Linked DNA regions of Homo sapiens: region 1 is linked to region 2. A link is an interaction called in ENCODE POLR2A ChIA-PET data of the cell type or tissue named here. Cell type or tissue: PC-9. All regions are shown on one strand. Links, peaks and the distances in the headings refer to the core of each region. The heading gives the core; the rest is flanking DNA. Region 1 overlaps DDX59-AS1 (DDX59 antisense RNA 1). Region 2 overlaps GPR37L1 (G protein-coupled receptor 37 like 1).

What was found. Peaks named below come from ENCODE experiments on the same cell type or tissue, not always from the same donor. Only the 100,000 strongest peaks of a DNase experiment are listed, where the experiment ranks them.
Region 1: POLR2A ChIA-PET joins it to region 2 with 5 read pairs; 2 of 35 experiments call an interaction of 5 or more read pairs at or near these places.

The regions. Positions count from the first base shown.
Region 1 is chr1:200,674,185-200,690,952 of GRCh38, reverse strand. DDX59-AS1 (DDX59 antisense RNA 1) reads right to left here. Exons shown (of 3, transcript NR_110787.1): 2 at 523-644. Among named protein-coding and RNA genes, the nearest start is that of DDX59, 13 kb to the right of the region's middle. In PC-9, for the core only: no CTCF peak of the experiment used is centred there; no DNase peak of the experiment used is centred there.
Region 2 is chr1:202,130,927-202,133,426 of GRCh38, reverse strand. GPR37L1 (G protein-coupled receptor 37 like 1) reads right to left here. Exons shown (of 2, transcript NM_004767.5): 2 at 1-2,500. ARL8A (ARF like GTPase 8A) reads left to right here. Exons shown (of 7, transcript NM_138795.4): 7 at 1-23. Among named protein-coding and RNA genes, the nearest start is that of GPR37L1, 9.3 kb to the right of the region's middle. RefSeq lists an enhancer at 1,977-2,500. In PC-9, for the core only: no CTCF peak of the experiment used is centred there; a DNase peak (open chromatin) is centred at 1,016; H3K27ac peaks cover 712 bases.

The DNA.
Region 1 (16,768 bases), core at 8,523-11,022, 1.5 Mb after region 2:
TTAAATCTTGTAAGTAATTCAAATATTTTTGTATCAGGTACTGCCAAGGTGCTGGTGATACAAAGGTAAAAAAGTCAGAGTGTTTACCTTCAGGGATTTTACAGTAGAGTGAGTAAGGCGGCCCAGGAAACAGGCAGGAAACCCTAGTGAAAAGCTCTGATATAGCCCCAGTGTGAAATTTTTCTTCCAAAATAATTATTACATTATAACACTGAGTGAAAGCCTAATCTTGCATTTGCTTATAAGGACAAACACACACCCCCAGTGCACTCTCCTCCCACCCCCATCACTGTCCTTTTGCTTAAATATAATCTCCAAGGGATGCAAGCACAACTACATCCTTGGCTCTTATAAACTTGGGACATTGCTGGGCGCGGTGGCTCACGCCTGTAATCCCAGCACCTTGGGAGGCCGAGGCGGGTGGATCACCTGAGGTCAGATGTTCAAGACCAGCCTGGTCAATGTGGTGAAACCCTGTCTCTAATAAAAACACAAAAATTAGCTGGGCGTGGTGGTGCATACCTGTAATCCCAGCTACTTGGGAGGCTGAGGCAGGAGAATTGCTTGTACCTGGGAGGTCGAGGTTGCAGTGAGCTGAGATTGTGCCACTGCACTCCAGCCTGGGTGACAGAGTGAGATTCCGTCTAAAAAAAAAAAGTAAATAAAAATAATAATAATAAACTTGGGCCATTACCGTACATACCTAACACTTCTGACAGTAGGTTTCAGCCCAGCTATGGGTCTGCCTGCCTCACCAAAGAAAGAAGAGCCTTCAGTTCTCCACCTTATTATTCAGGGGTAGGTCATAATCCATCAATTAATACTGAAAGGATTTAAACATATACATCTGCGGTCATGTTTTTTTGTTTGTTTGTTTGTTTGTTTGTTTTGAGACGGAGTCTCGCTCTGTTGCCCAGGCTGGAGTGCAGTGGCGCGATCTCGGGTCACCGCAAGCTCCACCTCCCAGGTTCACACCATTCTCCTGCCTCAGCCTCCCGAGTAGCTGGGACTACAGGCGCCCGCCACCGCGCCTGGCTAATTTTTTTTAAATTTTAGTAGAGACGGGGTTTCACCATGTTAGCCAGGATGGTCTCAATCTCCAGACCTTGTGATCCTCCCGCCTCGGCCTCCCAAAGTGCTGGGATTACAGGCGTGAGCCACCGCGCCAGGCCTCGGTCATGGTTTTCAAACATTTTTACTCCAGATCCTGTGTTTAAATGAAATCACCCCTCGGTATAAAACTGAAAGCTGCTACCCTCATTCCTGATTTCCGAGCATCTCTGCAGAATTCCTGCTGTTTTTCAGAAAGCTGACTTCAAGAATAAACATTAAAACAAAACGAAAAACCTTTAACTTGAATATTTCTTGCAAATGCTTATGTTCATCGTTTCTTTTTTTTTTTTTTTTTTTTGAGACGAAGTCTCACTCAGCTTCCCAGGCTAGAGTATGCAGTGATGCGATCTTGGCTCACTGCAACCTCCGCCTCCCAGGTTCAAGCGATTCTCTTGCCTCAGCCTCCTGAGTAGCTGGGATTACAGGTGCACACCACCACACCCAGCTAATTTTTGTATTTTTAGTAGAGATGGGGCTTCACCACGTTGGCCAGGATGGTCTCGATTTCTTGACCTCGTGATCTGCCCGCCTCAGCCTCCCAAAGTGCTGGGATTACAGGTGTGCACCACTGCGCCTGGCCTATGTTCATCCTTTCTAAGGACACATAGTCTTCTTACTTCATGTGATAATAATGATAATATTTTATATTTTATAAAGCTCTTAACTTTTGGCTGGGATCAGTGGCTCATGCCTGTAATCCCAGCACTTTGGGAGGCCGAGGTGGGTAGATCACTTGAGGTCAGGAGTTCAAGACCAGCCTGACCAACATGGTGAAATCCTGTCTCTACAAAAAAAAAACAACAAAAAAAAAAACAAAAAAAACCACCAGAAAAATTAGCCAAGTGTGGTGGCATGCACCTATAGTCCCAGCTACTTGGGAGGCTGAGATAGAGAATCGCTTGAACATGGGAGGTGGAGGTTGCAGTGAGCTGAGATTATGCCACTACACTCCAGCCTGGGCAACAGAGCGAGACTCTATCTCACACACACAAAAAAAGCTCTTAACTTTTTCAAGTACTTTTCCATCAGTTATTTCAGATTTTGTGGGCTATGTCTCCCACAATTTAATGTAGCCATTTTAAATTTCATGGTGTATATCTAAGAGGAAAATTTGATATTATAACATGTTTATGGATTTTTCCCACTGTTTGAGTAGTATTGCCTTTCAACTAAGTAGACCTCTTTTAAGCAACCATGATCGCTCATACTTAAGTCCAGTTATCATCTGACACTGAATAATCCACCTACCTGCAATAATCGATTAATCAACACATCAAAATATGCTATAATAAACAGAAAATCCCTAATTTCGACAATGCTTTCATATAATTTGTAGGCTATATTTTAACAAGTCATTTTAATTCTCACAGCACATTATTACACTGTTAAATTGAAATTTAATTTTTTTGCAAGCTGCATTCATTGTTGTTAATATTTATAACTGTTAAGGGATTATAACCAAATGATATCTGGTCCTGGGATAAGGAAAGAGCAAGAATGCAATCTGTTAAATTGGATTAAAGTATTAAGCTCAATTTCTGAAAGCACACTGAATGTATTCCCATAAAAATTAAGATTTTGAAGTGCAGAAGTTTCTTATGATGCAGCAAACAATGAGAAGTCAAAGATGAAAAGGCATTCAGCCTGAAATGAATCCTGCATAAAATGAAGAAAATAGAAACACTCACAGGTTTCATTATTTTAAGGGAAAAAAAACCTTCTATTTTACAGTAGAGAACAATAAGATGTGGGAAATGGAATGGGAGAATGGAGCAGTTTTCTTCTAGGGACATGTATTTAAGAATGGTTTTGGCCGGGCCTGGTGGCTCAAACCTGTAATCCCAACACTTTGGGAGGCCAAGGCAGGCGGATCACCTGAGCTCAGGAGTTTGAGACAAGCCCGGGCAAATGGCAGAAATTAGCCGGGCGTGATGGTGGGTGCCTGTTGTCCCAGCTACTCAGGAGGCTGAGACAGAATTGCTGGAGCCTGGCAGGTGGAGGTTGCAGTGAGCCAAAATCACGCCACTGCACTCCAGCCTGGGTGACAGAGAGAGACCTTGTCTCAAAAAAAAAAAAATGCTCTCAAACCCCTGAAACGCTCTACTAAATTCTGTTGCCTTGTTGAGATAATCCACTAAAACCAATAACTGTTCCTTTTTTCTTACAAGTAAAAACACTTTCTTATTTATTTATTTATTTATTTATTTATTTATTTTGAGACAGAGTCTCACTCTGTCACCCAGGCTGGAGTGCAATGGCGCAATCTAAGCTCACTGCAACCTACGCCTCCCAGGTTCAAGTGATTCTCCCACCTCAACCTCCCAAGTAGCTGGGACTACAGGCATGCACCACCACACCTGGTTAATTTTTGTATTTTTAGTAGAGACAGGGTTTCACTATGTTGACCAGGCTAGTCTCAAACTCCTGACCTTGTGATCTGCCTGCTTCGGCTTCCCAAAGTGCTGGGATTACAGGTATGAGCCACTGCGCCCAGCGATACTTTTTTATTGTAGGAGATATTTATGAAGAAGAAGAAAAAGAAATTACCATAAGCCCACCATCAGAGATAACTACTATTAACACTTTTAACAGCTTTACTGAGATTCACATCCCATAAAATTCACCCATTGAAAGTGCACAACTCAATTTTTTAAGTGTATTTAGAGTTGTACCATCATCAGCACCTAGTTTTAGAATAATTCATCACCCCAAAAAGAAACCTATTAGCATCACTCCTCATTTCCCTAACACACATTTCCCCCTACTCAGTCCTAAGCAACTACTAATCTATTTTTTGTCTCTAGAGATTTGCCTATTCCGGATATTTCATATAAATAGGATCACAGTATGTGGCCTTTTGCAACTGATTTATTTCACTTGGCATAATGTTTTCAAGATTCCTCCATGTTGTAGCAGGTATCTGTACTTAATTTTTTTAAATTGCCGAATAGCATTCCATTGTATGTACATAACATAATTTGTTTATCCATTTATTATGGATATTGGGTTGTTTCCACTTTCTGACTGTCATGAATAATGCTGCTATAAATATTCATGTACAAGTTTTTGTTTGAATACTTGTGTTTAATTCTCTTAGAATCTAGGAGACTGAAATTTCTGGGTCATATGGTATCCCTACGTTTAATATTTTGAGGAACTGCTAAATTATTCTCCAAAATGGCTGTACCACTTTACAGTCCCATCATCAATGTATAAAGGTTCCAATTTCTCCACATCCTGACAACCCTTTATATTGTCTGCCAACTATATATATATTGCTATCCTAGTAAGTGTGAAGTGCTATCTCATTGTGGTTTTGATTTGCATTTCTCTAATTACCAATGATGTTAAGCATCTTTTCATGTATTGGTTATCTGCATATTTTCTATGGAAAAGGGTCTATTCAGATCCTCTGTCCTTTTAAAAATTTGTTTTTTTTTTAAAGTATTAAGACTTCATTATAAATTCTGGTTACAAGTCTCTTATCAGATATATATTAATTACAAATCATTTATTCCATTCTATGAATTGTCTTTTATTTTCATGATAGTATCACTTGCAGCACAAAAGTTTTTAACTTGATGAAGTCTACTTTATCTATTTTTTTCTTTTGTCTCTTACGCTTTTGGTGCTGTATCTTAGAAGGTTTTGTCTGACTCAAGGTCATGAAAATTGTGCCTGTATTTTCTTCTACAGATTTTCTAACTTTAGCTCTGACATTAGAGATTAGAGTCTGATCCATTTGATTTAATTTTTGGTAAGTGTGAGGCTGGGGTTAAACTTAATTCTTTTTTTTTTTTTTTGAGACGGAGTTTTGCTCTTGTTGCCCAGGCTGGAGTGCAATGGCGTGATCTGGGCTCACAGCAACCTCCGCCTGCTGGGTTCAAGCGATTCTCCTGCCTCAGCCTCCTGAGTAGCTGGGATTACAGGCATGCGCCCCCACGCCTGGCTAATTTTGTACTTTTAATAGAGATGGGGTTTCTCCATGTTGGTCAGGCTGGTCTCAAACTCCCGACCTCAGGTGATGTGCCCACTTCGGCCTCCTAAAGTGCTGGGATTACAGGCGTGAGCCACCATGCCCAGCAAACTTAATTCTTTTATACATGGATATCCAGTCATCCCAGCAACATTTATTGAAAAGATTATTCTTTACCCTCATTGAATTGGCTAGACGCCCTTGTTAAAAATCAATTGACCATAAGTGAAAGGGTTTACTTCTGGACTTTCAATTCTATTTTTCTGACCTATATGTCTATGCTTGTGCAACTATTAATATTTGCTATGAATTCATCTTTTTTCATATAAATTTTTTCACATTTATTTTTTCAAAACCATTGAGTCATACCAAGCATGCAGTTTTTAACTTTTTTTCTCTTAATAGGCCATTAATATCCTCTGTCATTAAATATTCAACCTAATTTTTTTTTTGTTGAGACAGAGTCTTGCTCTATTGCCCAGGCTGGAGTGCAGTGGCACGATCTCAGCTCACTGCAAGCTCTGCCTCCCGGGTTCACACCATTCTCCTGCCTTAGCCTCCTGAGTAGCTGGGATTACAGACACCAGCCACCACGCCCGGCTAACTTCTTGTAGTTTTAGTAGAGACGGGGTTTCACCATGTTAGCCAGGATGGTCTCAATCTCCTGACCTCATGATCCGCCTGCTTTGGCCTCCCAAAGTGCTGGGATTACAGGCGTGAGCCACCGTGCCCGGCCTATTCAACCTAATTTTTAACGGTTGCATTATATTCCATTGTACAGATGCATAAAAATTAGTTAAACTAATCTCTTACTCAATACTTAAGAGATTGTTTTCAGAATAACATTATCTTTAACATAATAAACATCCCCAAAATATAGCTCTATTTGTATCAGTAATTACACCATAAGAAAAAAAACCTAGAAAGAAAAATTGCTAAGTACAAATATTTTTAAGCACTTGATTAAAAAATACTGCTATTGTATTAATTGACTAGCAATGTACAGGAGCGTGAGTTTCTTTATATGCTTACTAAAGCTGGATATTATCATTTAAAAATCTTGACAAATTTTGAATTCACATTTTATCAATGATTTGTAAGAAGGATATCTCAAACTTAGAAGTTTTTGATAGATTAAGTCAAATACCCAACTTTCCCCATATTTTAAAGATCTCAAATTATGTATATACATGTATACATACGTGTGTGTGTACACACACACACACACACACACACATTTTAGTTTCTTGTAGAGATGAGGTTTCACTATGTTGCCCAGGCTGATCTTGAACTCCTAGGCTCAAGGGATCCTCCTGCATCAGCCTCCCAAAATGCTGGGATTATAGGCATGAGCCACGACACTCAAACAAAAATCTCAAATTTTAATGTTATTTTTATTTTCTATATGTAGTACTGCCTTATTTTGCCTCACAGAGTAAATTGCCATTGAAAGAAAACACTTTGAAGAAAGTGACCTAATGAAGCAATCAATAAGATATAGATTTACAGAGACAGGGTGACTACTCCAGCAAGGCCTCACACGGTTACTTTACATCGATGTGGTCACCAAAGTGAAGTTAGCTATGTAAGTTCTGAAAGTAAATTTGATCAGTGATTCAGAGAGTTGATTGGTCTCTGATGAAAGGACTCACGGTAACCAACTCACCGAAGACTGATATTTAAAGTGGAATGCCTTCTTACTCATTTCTTGTGAGGCACCTCACTGACACAGACCAGATTGCTCAAAATGTTTGCTCAGGGCATGTTTTCTCTTGCATGAGACCTGGCACATAGAAAATACTCAATAAAAGCCAGGCACAGTGGCTCAGGCTTATAATGCCAACACTTTGGGAGGCTAAGGCAGGAGGACTGCTTGAAGCCAGAAGTTCGAGACCAGCCTGGGCAGCAAAGTGAGACCTCTGTCTCTACAAAATTAAAAATTAAAAAAAAAATTAGCCAGCCATGATGGCTTGTGCCTGTAGTCCCTGTAGTCTCAGGTACCTAGGAGGCTGAGGCAAGAGGACTGCTGGAGCCCAGGAGTTCAAGGCTACAGTGAGCTATGATTGTGCCACTGCACTACAGACTAGGCAACAGAGTGAGACCTCGTCTCATAAAAAAAAAAAAAAAAGAAAGAAAGTACTCAATAAATATCAGCCATTATCATTATCGTTATTATCATTAATATTATAGTGCAATTGACTGAGATTTTGCTCATCTCCCCTTTATAGGGAACCCACTCTGATCTTTGAGGTGGCTCTGGACCTTTTGGAGTCATGCTCACTTTGAGAGTCTAATGAATTCTGTGGATACTTCCAGCAGATAAAAAAGCCCATATGTACATATGGAGAATGGGCTAAGAACTGTGCTCTTATGTCCACTATGGCCCTACTCAAATGCTCAGACTTGAGCAGTCCTGAGTTAAGAGTAAAATGCATGTGCAGTTCACAATCAGGCAACCACACTAGAACACTGGGCTGGGACAAACTCTCTTGGCTTTTTTCTTTCATTTTGCTTTGTGCCTTTCTTCTTTTTTTTCTTGGAAATATCCTCCCCTCAGAAAGCCAAAAAATGTGAAGCCCAGGCCTGCCTTGATTGAAGACATAAATAGTCCTCACCCCACCTGACTCATTGCTCTCCTTTTCATTTCTCCCTCTCTCTCTTTTTAAATTTTAAAGTGATTTTTTAAATTTTAAAGTGATTTCACTATTCATGTGGATATTCCATCTGACATCTTGGCCTCTCAGTTCCTCAGCCTTTTTGGCATCTGATAATCTAATCCTCCATGCCCCCTCAGATGACCATGGCATTCTTTTTCTCATGACAATCACTGCACACTTCTGACACTGTAACTTCCAGAGTCCCATTCTCTGACCAGCATCCCCCATCCTTCTGGATTCTCAAGAACTCCTGCTTCAGCAATTCTTCAACTTCATGAAGAACTCTCATTCTTAGACTCTATCATTTTCTCAACTATAATCAGCTATCCATGTCCTCACGTCTTTTTCTTTAGCTAGCCTAAAAGCCACAGCTCATGTTTATAATGACTCCCTTGCAAACACCCTTAAAACCTTTGCCCTTCTCTCCCTGAGCTTACCCTGTTGTATTCAATTAGGAAAGCCTGAAACTCTGCTTATACCCAACAATCTGCTCACTCTGGGCCTGCATGAGAGCAGCCAAATAGTGCTCAGCTGATCTTATTCACCATATCCATTAGTTTTCTTTAAATTCATGGCCCAAAATCTCAGTTGGGTGCTTAGCATACTTGACAATCCTACTATATTTCTTGAAATGTTCTCTTTCCCACTCTTCAAAAAGACTAGTTCACATCTTCCGTCTTTTCAAAGCTTCTAAATGATACCACCTCCCCACAACCCCAGCTGTAGCCCCACTCTTACCCACAGCTTTAACAAAAAATGAATAAATCAAAGCAGACAGCCAGGAGCGGTGGCTCACACCAATAATCCCAACACTTTGGGAGGCTGAGGTGGTTGAATCACTTGAGGTCAGGAGTTTGAGTCCAGCCTGGCCAACATGGTGAAACCCCATCTTTACAAAAATATAAAAAATTAGCCAGATGTGGTGGCACGTGCCTGTAATTCCAGCTACTCAGGAGGCTGAGGCAGGAGAATCGCTTGAGTCTGGGAGGCGGAGGTTGCAGTGAGCTGAGATTGCACCACTGCACTTCAGTCTGGGCAACAGAGCGAGACTCCATCTCAAAAAAAAAAAAAAAATCAAAGCAGAAAAGGACCACTCAAACTACAGTGTGCTTTTGTATGTACCCATTTTGAGTTACCTCCTAGTTCCATGGATCAAGTGTCCTTGCATTTCAAAGGCCAGCCCTTCTGTTTGTGTTCTGCAGCCCATGCAAATCTTGCATCTTCAAGGACTTTGCTCTGGAAATTATTCCCTCTCTCACCTGTATAATCAATTTCTCCCTTTCCCATGGTTTATTTCCACCAGCAAACAATACGCCATAATAGCTCCTATCTTAAGAGAGAAAAAACATATCTTGACCACATATCTCTCTCCAGCCCCAGGCAAGTTTCTCTGCTCCCCTTCATAACAAAACTTCTTGAGTTGGCCATAATCGCTGATTAGCTTTTTACCCCACATTTTCTCCTCAGTCCATTTCCCCTGAGATTCCTCTTGTCCAAGTCACTAATGGCTTCCATTCTGCCAGATATAACAGTCACTTCTCTGTTTTTATTTTACTTGAATCTCTGAGAGGTATTAGAAACACTTCTCCTTGAAATACTTTCTTCTTTTGCTTCTAGGGCAAAACAATCTCTGGGTTTCCCTCCTTCTTCAATGACATTTATTCTTAGATCACTTGCCAGTTCTTCTTCGACTCAGTCTTTAAAAGCAGGAGTGCCAAAGGCTCTGTCCCTGCTTCCCTTCTCTCCGTTTATGCATACTCTCAAGTCAAGTGACCATTTCCACTCCTGTCGCTTTACATGCTATTTTTAAACTTAAAAGAGTGGTTGAGGAGCTAGGTGACTGCGGTAAGGGTAGGAGTACAGTTCATACCTTTTACTTTTTATACAATGTATAAGCATCACATACTCAGACCAATTAAAATGTAAATAAATACGTGAGAGCGAAAAACATCTCTCTCATTTAGGCCACAATTAATTTGATTTTTTTCTTATATGCAGCCAAGCTGAATCCTAACTCATACAGAGGGACAGGTTGAATTTACAGGGCAAAAAGGGGTAACTACTAGTGTTAAGGAAGGCAGGAGGGACAGAATCCCCAGCCCCAGTGGAGGAATCAGCCTTTGATAGGACAAAGGGCACATCCTATGTAGCACAGAGGAAAGGAAGCACAGAGAATTACTGATAATGCAGGAAGATTTGCATGTTTGGTGAGAAGCTGAGAGGGTTCTTATGTCATGGCTTCGTGTTGTCTATGAAATAGGAGGCAAGGTTCGCTCATCAGTCAGGGAGTGGGTCCAGGGAAGCTGGGAGAGGGGATTTTTGAGGCTTGGAGGGAGTGATGGTTTACAATAATTGTTGCTGCAATGGAAGAGCAAGTTGACCAGAGAAAAGCAATAGGATTGTTGAGGGCCCCTTTGTGACTGGTAATCATGAATTTTTATTATTATTATTATTATTACTTGAGACGGGGTCTCACTGTGTCACCCAGGTTGGAGTGCAGTGGCGAGATTGGATCTTGGTTCACTGCAACCTCCGCCTCCTAGGCTCAAGGAATTCTCCTCCCACCTCAGCCCCACGTAGCTGGGACCACAGGAGCACGACACTATGCCCAGCTGATTTTTTTTTTTTTTGGTATTTTTGATAGAGATGGGGTTTCATAATGTTACCCAAGCTGATCCCCTGAGCTCAGGCGATCTGCCTGCCTCCCAAAGTGCTGGCTGGGATTACAGGTGTGAGCCACCGTGCCCAGCCAGGTATCCATGAATTTATAGGCGAGAATGCAGCAGATATGAGTTGTAACTTTCTTGGTTCAAATCCAGGCTCTGCCAGGAAATGACTGCTCTCAGGCAGGTTTCTTAAAGTTTGTACCTCAGAGTTTCCTCATTTGTAAAATGGGGGCTCTTTCATTTATTCAACAAATATTTAAGTGTCTACTGTGCACTATTAGACACACTTCTCCTTGAAAGCATAGTTCTTGGGGCTGAGATTAGAGCCAAATGGCCAGATATGATGGCTCATGCCTATAATCCCAGCATTTTGGGAGGCCGAGGCAGGAGAATTGCTTGAGGCCAGGAGTTCGAAACCAGCCTTGCCAACTTAGTGAGAACCTCACATCTCTATTTTTAAAATGTTAAAAAGTATTTTTTAAAAAACATATTAGAGCCAAAAACAAGAAAAACTTTGTTCCTTCATGGAGCTCACAATAGTTATATGTACCTTCCTTTTAGATTGTTATGAGGATTACACGAAATTTTAATTTCCTAAATGCTAAGATGTACACTTTTTTACATTTTACAGCTCTGAAATTGAGATTCATTTTACAATCAATGGCATTTTACAGTTAATTGGCAGGGTGTTTTTCTTTTTTAGTGTTATATAGAGTAATGGTGTCACTTATAATCAATGGGGTTTCAGATTCCATAAAATATGATCATACTTATAAAATCTTAATTAAGTATCTGGAAGGCTATACACTGCAGCACTTGTAATAGCAAATAACTGGAAACAGCTCAAATGGTTATCTGCGAGAGACTGGAGCTATAGTGCACCCAATGGAGAAGTGGAAAGGAATGAAGAATATTTTTATACACTGCCATGAAGCAATCAATCTCCAGGATATGTTGTCAGCTGAAAAGAAGGTGGAAAAAGTGTCTACAGTATGCTTCTGTTTATCTAAAAGGTGTATATATATATGCACAGATATAAAATACTTGCTTATATTTTCAAAACTGGAAGGATAGACAAAACAATTTTTGAATTAAAAAAATTAAGTAACCTATGGGAGAGGGAAGGAATAGGGTGGAAGGAATAAAAGCTAAAGTTTTCAGAATATACATAGTTTTGTAGATTTGATTTCAAACCCTGTAAATGTATTGTGTTTTTGTTTTTGTTTTTTTAGAGATAGGACTAGGTATGTTGCCCAAACAGGAGTGCAGATCATTCACAGGTATGATCATAGCACCCTGTAGCGTCACACTCCGGGGCTTCAGTGATTCTCCCGACTCAGCCTCCCAAGTATCTGAGACAGGTTTATAAAATTATAAAACAATGTTAAATCAAAATGGAAAAGAAAATCAATTCATGAAAAGCAAAAGCAAAAGGAAACAAATAGATCCACCCTTTGAATTGACTTAGTGGCTTAACCATACAGAAAGGATTATTTCACATGGTTTTAAAACACAATAATTTGACTATGTATCCTTACTAGAATATATCTGGAATTTTTAAAAAGTCAAAGACATTTTAAACTATTTTCAGTAATTATATGGTTAGTAATAATTTTGGTATTATTATTCTGAAGCCATTTTATATGTAACAAATAAAATTATATTAAATTTTTAAAATTTATTTATTTATTTATTTTGAGATGGAGTCTTGCTCTGTTGCCCAGGCTAGAGTGCACTGGTGTGATCTCGGCTCACTGCAACATCCACCTCCTGGGTTCAAGTGATTCTCCTGCCTCAGCCTCCTGAGTAGCTGGGACTATAGGCATGCACCACCACGCCTGGCTAATTTTTGTATTTTTAGTAGAGATGGGGTTTCGACATGTTGGCCAGGCTGGTCTCGAACTTCTGATCTCAGGTGATCCATCCACCTCCGCCTCCCAAAGTGCTGGGATTACAGGTGTGAGCCACCACTCCTGGCCATTAATATACTTAGAAACTAAAATTTTCAGTGTAAAAGTGATATCAAAATAAAATTTAAAACTTTTTAATTAAAAACCTTTTAACTTTTTAAAGTTAAATAAAAACCTTGTAATCCTAAATTTGAATAAAATGAACTTACGATTTTTTTCTCCTAAAAAAAAAAAAAAAAGAATGTCTGAGCTCTGTCCACTAAAAAGGCTTAGAAACCATAACCAATTTAGTAGCAATTAGCATCTCTCATGCCTAGGCTGTGGCCTATAAATACCATTTTCTGTCAAAGGGAATCAGAAACCCAGGCTCCTGATAGAAATGGCTGATTCTCAGTCTGGGACAAAAATATGTAAGATGGGCCAGGCGTGGTGGCTCACGCCTGTAATCCCAGCACTTTGGGAGGCCGAGGTGGGTGGATTATGTGAGGTCAGGAGTTCGAGACCAGCCTGGCCAACACGTCGAAATACCGTCTCTACTAAAAATACAAAAATTAGCCGGGCATGGTGGCATGTGCCTGTAGTCCCAGCTACTCAGGAGGCTGAGGCAGGAGAATCGCTTCAACCTGGGAAGTGGAGGTTGCAATGAGCCAAGATCCCACCACTGCACTCCAGCCTGGGCGACAGAGCGAGACTCCAACTCAAAAAAAAAAGTAAGATGAGCTGGGAACAAGCTCCATCACACCAGAAAGCAAGGAAACTTTCAAAGACTACTGGGTTTTATGTGTCAAAAAGACCCTAAAGCCACCTTGAAGAGGTTCCCACTGTCAAAGATGGGACAATTTAAGCTTCACAAAGAATAGTAAGTGCAATTAACTGAAATGCATCAAATATGTTAAACATTCTTGAGTCTGGCCTCACACAGTAACTCACACCTGTAATCTCAGCACTTCGGGAGGCACAGGCAGGAAGATCACTTGAGTCTAGGAGATGGAGACCAGCCTGGGCAACATAGTGAGAAACACATCTCCACAAAAAATTTTTTAAAAAATTAGCTGGGCATGGTACTGTGCCTATAGTCCCAGCTACTCAGGAGGATCGCTTGAGTCAGGGAGGTCAAGTCTGCAGTGACCCTAAGTCATGCCACGGCATTCCAGCTGGACAACAGAGCAAGATCCTGTCTCAAAAAATAAATTAAATAAAATAAATCCTTGAGTCTGCCAGGCGCGGTGGCTCACGTCTGTAATTCCAGCAATTTGGGAGGCTGAGACGGGCGAATCACCTGAGGTCAGGAGTTCAAGACCAGCCTGGCCAACATGCTGAAACTCCATCTCTATAAAAATACAAAAATTAGCTGGGCATGATGGCAGATGCCTGTAATCCCAGCTACTCAGGAGGCTGAGGGGGGAGAACCGCTTGAACCCGGGAGGCAGAGGCTGCAGTGGGCCGAGATCGTGCCATTGCACTCCAGCCTGGGTGACAGAGTGAAACTCTGTCTCAAAAAAAAGAAAAAAAAAATCCTTGAGTCCATAGTGATTAAGGAAAAAAAAAAACACACACGCTCATAGGTCACCTTTGGAAGATGCCAGAGGATCAACTCCTTAGCCCATGGTTACAAAACAACACTCTTAATCAGTACAGCCATCTGTGCAGTGCTGGAACATTTCTGATTTCAGTAAAATATCTAAGGCTCGTTGCAGTGCTGAAATAAATCCTGAAAGTACACAATATAAGTGGGATAAGATGCAAAAGGAAGACAGAAGATGACAGACATGTTGGGAGAGAAATTAATAGACTAATGGTCCCAGTGTGATTGAAAATGATCATGACGGGAGAAGTTGAACAAAGTAAAGCTGGAAGAAAAGGAGGTTGTTACCAGATAAAAGAATATCCAAATTGGTGCTCTTGATTTGTCCCCTGCTGAGAAATTTAGAGTTGCCTTGGGAAAACCTAAGATGCTCTTCTCTTCATTTTTTGAAAGTTTAATGTCCCATGAACATGCCTAATCTTGAAAGGGAGAATCCAGCACAATACTTTTTCCTCTGGAAAATTAACGCATATTGGCAGCAGGTTTCTTTTTTTTTTTTTTTTTGAGAGAAGTCTCGCTCTTGTCCCCATGTTTGAGTGCAATGGCTTTATCTTGGCTCACTGCAACTTCCGCCTCCTGGGTTCAAACGATTCTCCTGCCTCTGCCTCCCAAGTAGCTGGGATTAAGGTGCCTGCCACCACGACCAGCTAATTTTTGTATTTTTTAGTAGAGATGGGGTTTCACCATGTTGGCCAGGCTGGTCTCGAACTCCTGACCTCAGATGATCCACCCGCCTCGGCCTCCCAAAGTGCTGGGATTACAGGCATGAGCCACCACGCCTGGTCATATTGGCAGCAGGTTTCTAAGTATGCTAATGGTCATAGCTCATATATGATGTCCTCAGAGTATGACAGCCTTGCAATATTGAATCTAGTGAAACCTGCCTGAGCCTTCCTTTGCTAAAGTTTACAAAGGTAGATTTTATAGCTCAGCAGCGGTCTATTTTTCTAAACATTCAATGACATCTTTCTAAGTTCAAGTTTTAGGATGAATGTAGAGTGGTAAAATAGACCTCATTTTAATTCGGCATCTCCTAAATTGTCATCCCAGAAGCTTTGCTGACAAGAATTACGTACTTCTGTGAATGTATCTGTACCAGGAGTTTGAGCAGAAAAAATAATACTGATCACTGAGATCACAAACTCTATGATGTATATGAGATTAGTAGGATGACATTTCTAAAATTATTACATTAAAATGTTTATCATGTTATCGTAAGTATTAAATTCCTCTCTATAAAAGTTTTCATCATCATGTTTTGTGGTTACTATAAAGCTATGTAGTGCGTATTGAACTTGTGTCAAACATGACTCTATCTCCTTCACCCTCCACGTCCTATCTATCAAGAAGAACTATTGACCTATTGAACTTGAGTGTCAACCATGACTCTATCTCCTTCACCCTCCACGTCCTATCTATCAAGAAGAACTATTGACCTAACTTTCTCTTTATCTCTTGATTCTGTCTACTTCTCTTTTTCTCCACTGCCACTAATTCAGGCTACCCTAAAGTTCAGGCCACGCTCCTCTTCAGGCTGAAATATTGCCTCAGGTTCCTACCTCGGTTTTACCCTCTACATTCTTCTCTCCATATTTTAGCATCCCCCACTATCATTTCTCCATATTGCAGCATAAAGAAATAAATCTTCGCTGTTAAATGCTACTGACATTTTGGGGTCATTTGTTGCTGCAGTATAACTTGATCTAAGAAGACTAATATCTAACTTATTTCAGTTCCTTGGATGTGCTATATCTCACTTTGGGCCTTTCCTTCCTCTTCTTTTTCCTATTTTAATTGTCCCAATTCCTCTTCAGCTTTTAGATCTCAGTTTAGATGCCATTTCCTCTGGGAAGCTTTCCCTGATTCAGCAGGTCTGGCTTATGTACCCATCCTTACATTCCTATGAAACCCTGTAATTCCCTTATCCGCACTTACTGTGGAATTGTCTGTCTCCCTCCTCCACCTGCCTGCTGGAAGCTTGGTGAGGGCAAAGACTATGACTTCCTATTTCATCATTATATTCCCAGTTCTAGGCACATGGCAAATGTCGTAAATCTGTTGAATGAGTAAATAGTTCAATTCTTAGAATTTGAATACTTGGTCATACTACTTATCAGGAAAAGATGCCAAAGGCAGAAAAAGTACTGAGGTCCAAGTTCTGATCTGATTCATTGTGATGATACAAGTGGAAAAAAAAAATCAATGGCAGTTAAATACTATTAAACTGTGCTTTCCTGTATCCACCTTGATCAGAATTTATACGGGCTTTCCAAGCCTCACATATTAAAGAGTAAGGAGTAGCTATAAACTAATACGTGTGAGACTGAAGTTTCCCAAGATGAAAGAATGCTAGGCATTATTATTTCTATACATGTTTCAACAGCACATGAGAATAACATACAGGTCAGCTCACATTATTGCAGCATTTCCTGTTCTAAGACACAGCTTAAGGCAAACTCTTAGAATGGTTATGTAGGATGTATGCATTCCACAACTCTTGTCTAATTGAGTCACCTTTGTATACTTTCCCATCCCTCCCTGCCATAAAGCATATTAAAATTGAATTAGTAACGCCATCTGTGATTTCCATGTGACCTACTATAAATAATGTTTTCTGTGGCCCCACAATTAAAAGACCATCATAAAACCATTTCCGTGAAGATCTTTTGTGAAGAAAACAGAAATGGGAGTTTAGATTAATTATACTGTGCTCTGGTGCAACCTAAGAGGAAACCTGATTCTGAGCTTTTTGATTAAAGAAAAGAGTAGGAAAGAGCCACAAGTGAGACCTGAGTGGCTCTGAGGTTTGACTTATTAACCTTGAAAGGTGAAGAACTTGATGTTAAAAATTAGGTTTCATC
Region 2 (2,500 bases), core at 1-2,500:
TAAATGACCAGTTTTGTGTTGGGGGGGGTGTATGGTGCTGGTTACTTTTCCGCAGTTGGCATGGGTTGCCCTACAGGCCCACAGGGCCACCAGCACACCCCCGCACGCTGGGCACCAACAGAGCCACGGAGCGCGAGCACATGCCCGCCCGGGGAGCACAATGGCGCTGCACAAAACGGCCTCCCACACGTGCGTCCAGGCTCTTGCGCCACCTCCTTCTCATTCTCTTTTCAGACTTTCATGTAGTCCCAGCTTTGAGCCAGCAGCTGCCACTTGGGGCTGCAGAGCTCTGTTGAGGGAACTGCCCAGGGCTGGGTAGAGGCAGCAAGGGGACAGGGCTGGGTGCTGTTGTGTGCGAACTGAGCTGCACTCTCCTTAGGCCCAGTTCAGGCCTCAGCCCCTCTTTCCCAGGCCCTGGATCTCACCAGCAGCCAAGGTTGAGCCAGAACCAGAACCCTGTCCCTCCGGCCCCCAGTTCCTACCCCAGAACCAGTTAACTGTGCTTCAGGGGTAGGGCTGGGCCCACAGAGCCTGGGGGAGTGTCACCGCCTTTGCTGCCTCTCAGTTAGTGTCAATGCTATGGGTTTCCTGGTAGGAGCCCTGCCCTCGCTCCTCTGCTGGATTCTAGTCCCCCACCCGACCTCACCGTCAGAGCTGGTCCTCCCTCGGCACTGCTCACAGCTGCTGCCTCAGAGCCTGGTGACCCTGCCTGCTCAAATCCGAGGCCATCTTGACCCAGTTTCACAGTAAGCCCCACCTCCTCCCGCTCCACCTCCCTCGGCCTCTCCTTCACCCTGGAAAATGGAGCAGGCCCTTGCAGAACACCCCAGCCCTTCTCACCCCTCCCACTGCAGGAAAAAGGAGCCAAACTGTCCCTTAGTCCTGGGAGTGGGGACCTTGACTCCCCGTCCTGGGCCCTCCAGCCCCTCACCTTCATTGGTGCCCAGGGCTTCCTCCTGGAGGCAGTCATCAGACCTGTCAGAGCAGTTCCCTGCCTGGAGAGGCAGTTCCCCACTGCCAGAGAGTTGGAGGAAAGAATGTGGATGGAATTTGGCATCTGAAGCTAAGTGATTCTAGGGTACCTCCCAACTCCTAAGCAAAATGGGACATGTCCTCCTGGCTAAGGAGGTTGAATGGGAGCCAGGGCTCTATCCCCTGCCCTCTCCTGACTGCAAGCATGGCTAGGTTTTCCTGGGCCTGGGATCCCGGGAGAGGACCAGCAATCTCACTCATCTGGGGCTGTTTCCAGGCCAAGGTGCCTTTCTCAGATCCTGTGATCCTCACTGAGGATTGAGGTTTGAGATAAGAGAGCTGGTTACCAGGAAGCAAGCAAGCATCCTCCTTCCACAGTGCCGGCGTGCAGCAGGTGCTAATATGACTTAAAGAATTTGTTCAGGGGCCAGGTGCTCATGCCTGTAATCCCAGTACTTTGGGAGCCCGAGGTAGGAGAATGACTTGAGTCTGGGAGTTTGAGACCAGCCTGGGCAAAATAGTGAGACCCTATCTCTACAAATAATCAAAAATTAGACAGGCGTGGTAGTGCGCACCTGTAGTCCCAGCTACTCAGGAAGCTGAGGCAGGAGAATCGCTTGAGCCCAGGAAGTGGAGGCTGCAATGAGCTGTGATCACACCACAGCACTCAGCTTGAGTGACTGAGTGGGATCTTGTCTCAAAAAAAAAAAAGTGTTCAGCCAGGCATGGTGGTACACACTTGTAGTCCCAGCTACTCAGGAGGCTGAGACAGGAGGACTGCTTGAGCCCAGGAGTTCAAAGCCAGCCTGGGCAACATAGTGAGACCCCCCCACCCAGCTCTTAAGAAAAAAAAAACACACATAACCTATTAAAGTTGAATGGGAACAGACCATGAGTATAGGTAAATTGTCATGTTTGGGGCCCTTTGATGCCAAAACCTGGATGCATTTAAGAATCCCTGGGCCAAGCCTGCTCCTAACACTAGAGAATTGAATTCCCAAAGGAGAGGAAGGAATAAAAGGTTCGGGGCACCATGCAAAGTGCTTTATGTATCTTGTCTCATTAAATGACCATAATCCTCTGTGAAGGACAGATTATTCCCATTTTACAGATGAGGAAGCTGAGACTGAGTTTAAGTAATTGCATTCAGTTCCAGGATAGGTGATGAGAAGGTGACTCCCAAGTGGAGCAGGGAGACCCAGTGGATTTCAGGCTCCCCTCAGCCCTGTAACCTGGCATCAGGATCTGAGGGCTGGTCTGAAGTCTGCCCTCGGGTGAGCGTGTCAGTGCCCCCTCAGACCATCCCAGCTCAAGTCCACTGCCCACCATGTGCCAACCCCCCCGCAAGCCTGGGACCCCTAAGCAACAAACCCTACATTGTTCCCCCAGCTGGCCCAGGCTGCGAGGACAGTGGCTCTTTCCCAAGGCCGCTGGCCTGCTGACTGATTCTGCAAGCCATTCACGTTGGCAGGCTTGGGAGGTGGCGGTGGCAGAGCCTTGGAGCCACCATCTCTCCCCCTTCATCTCT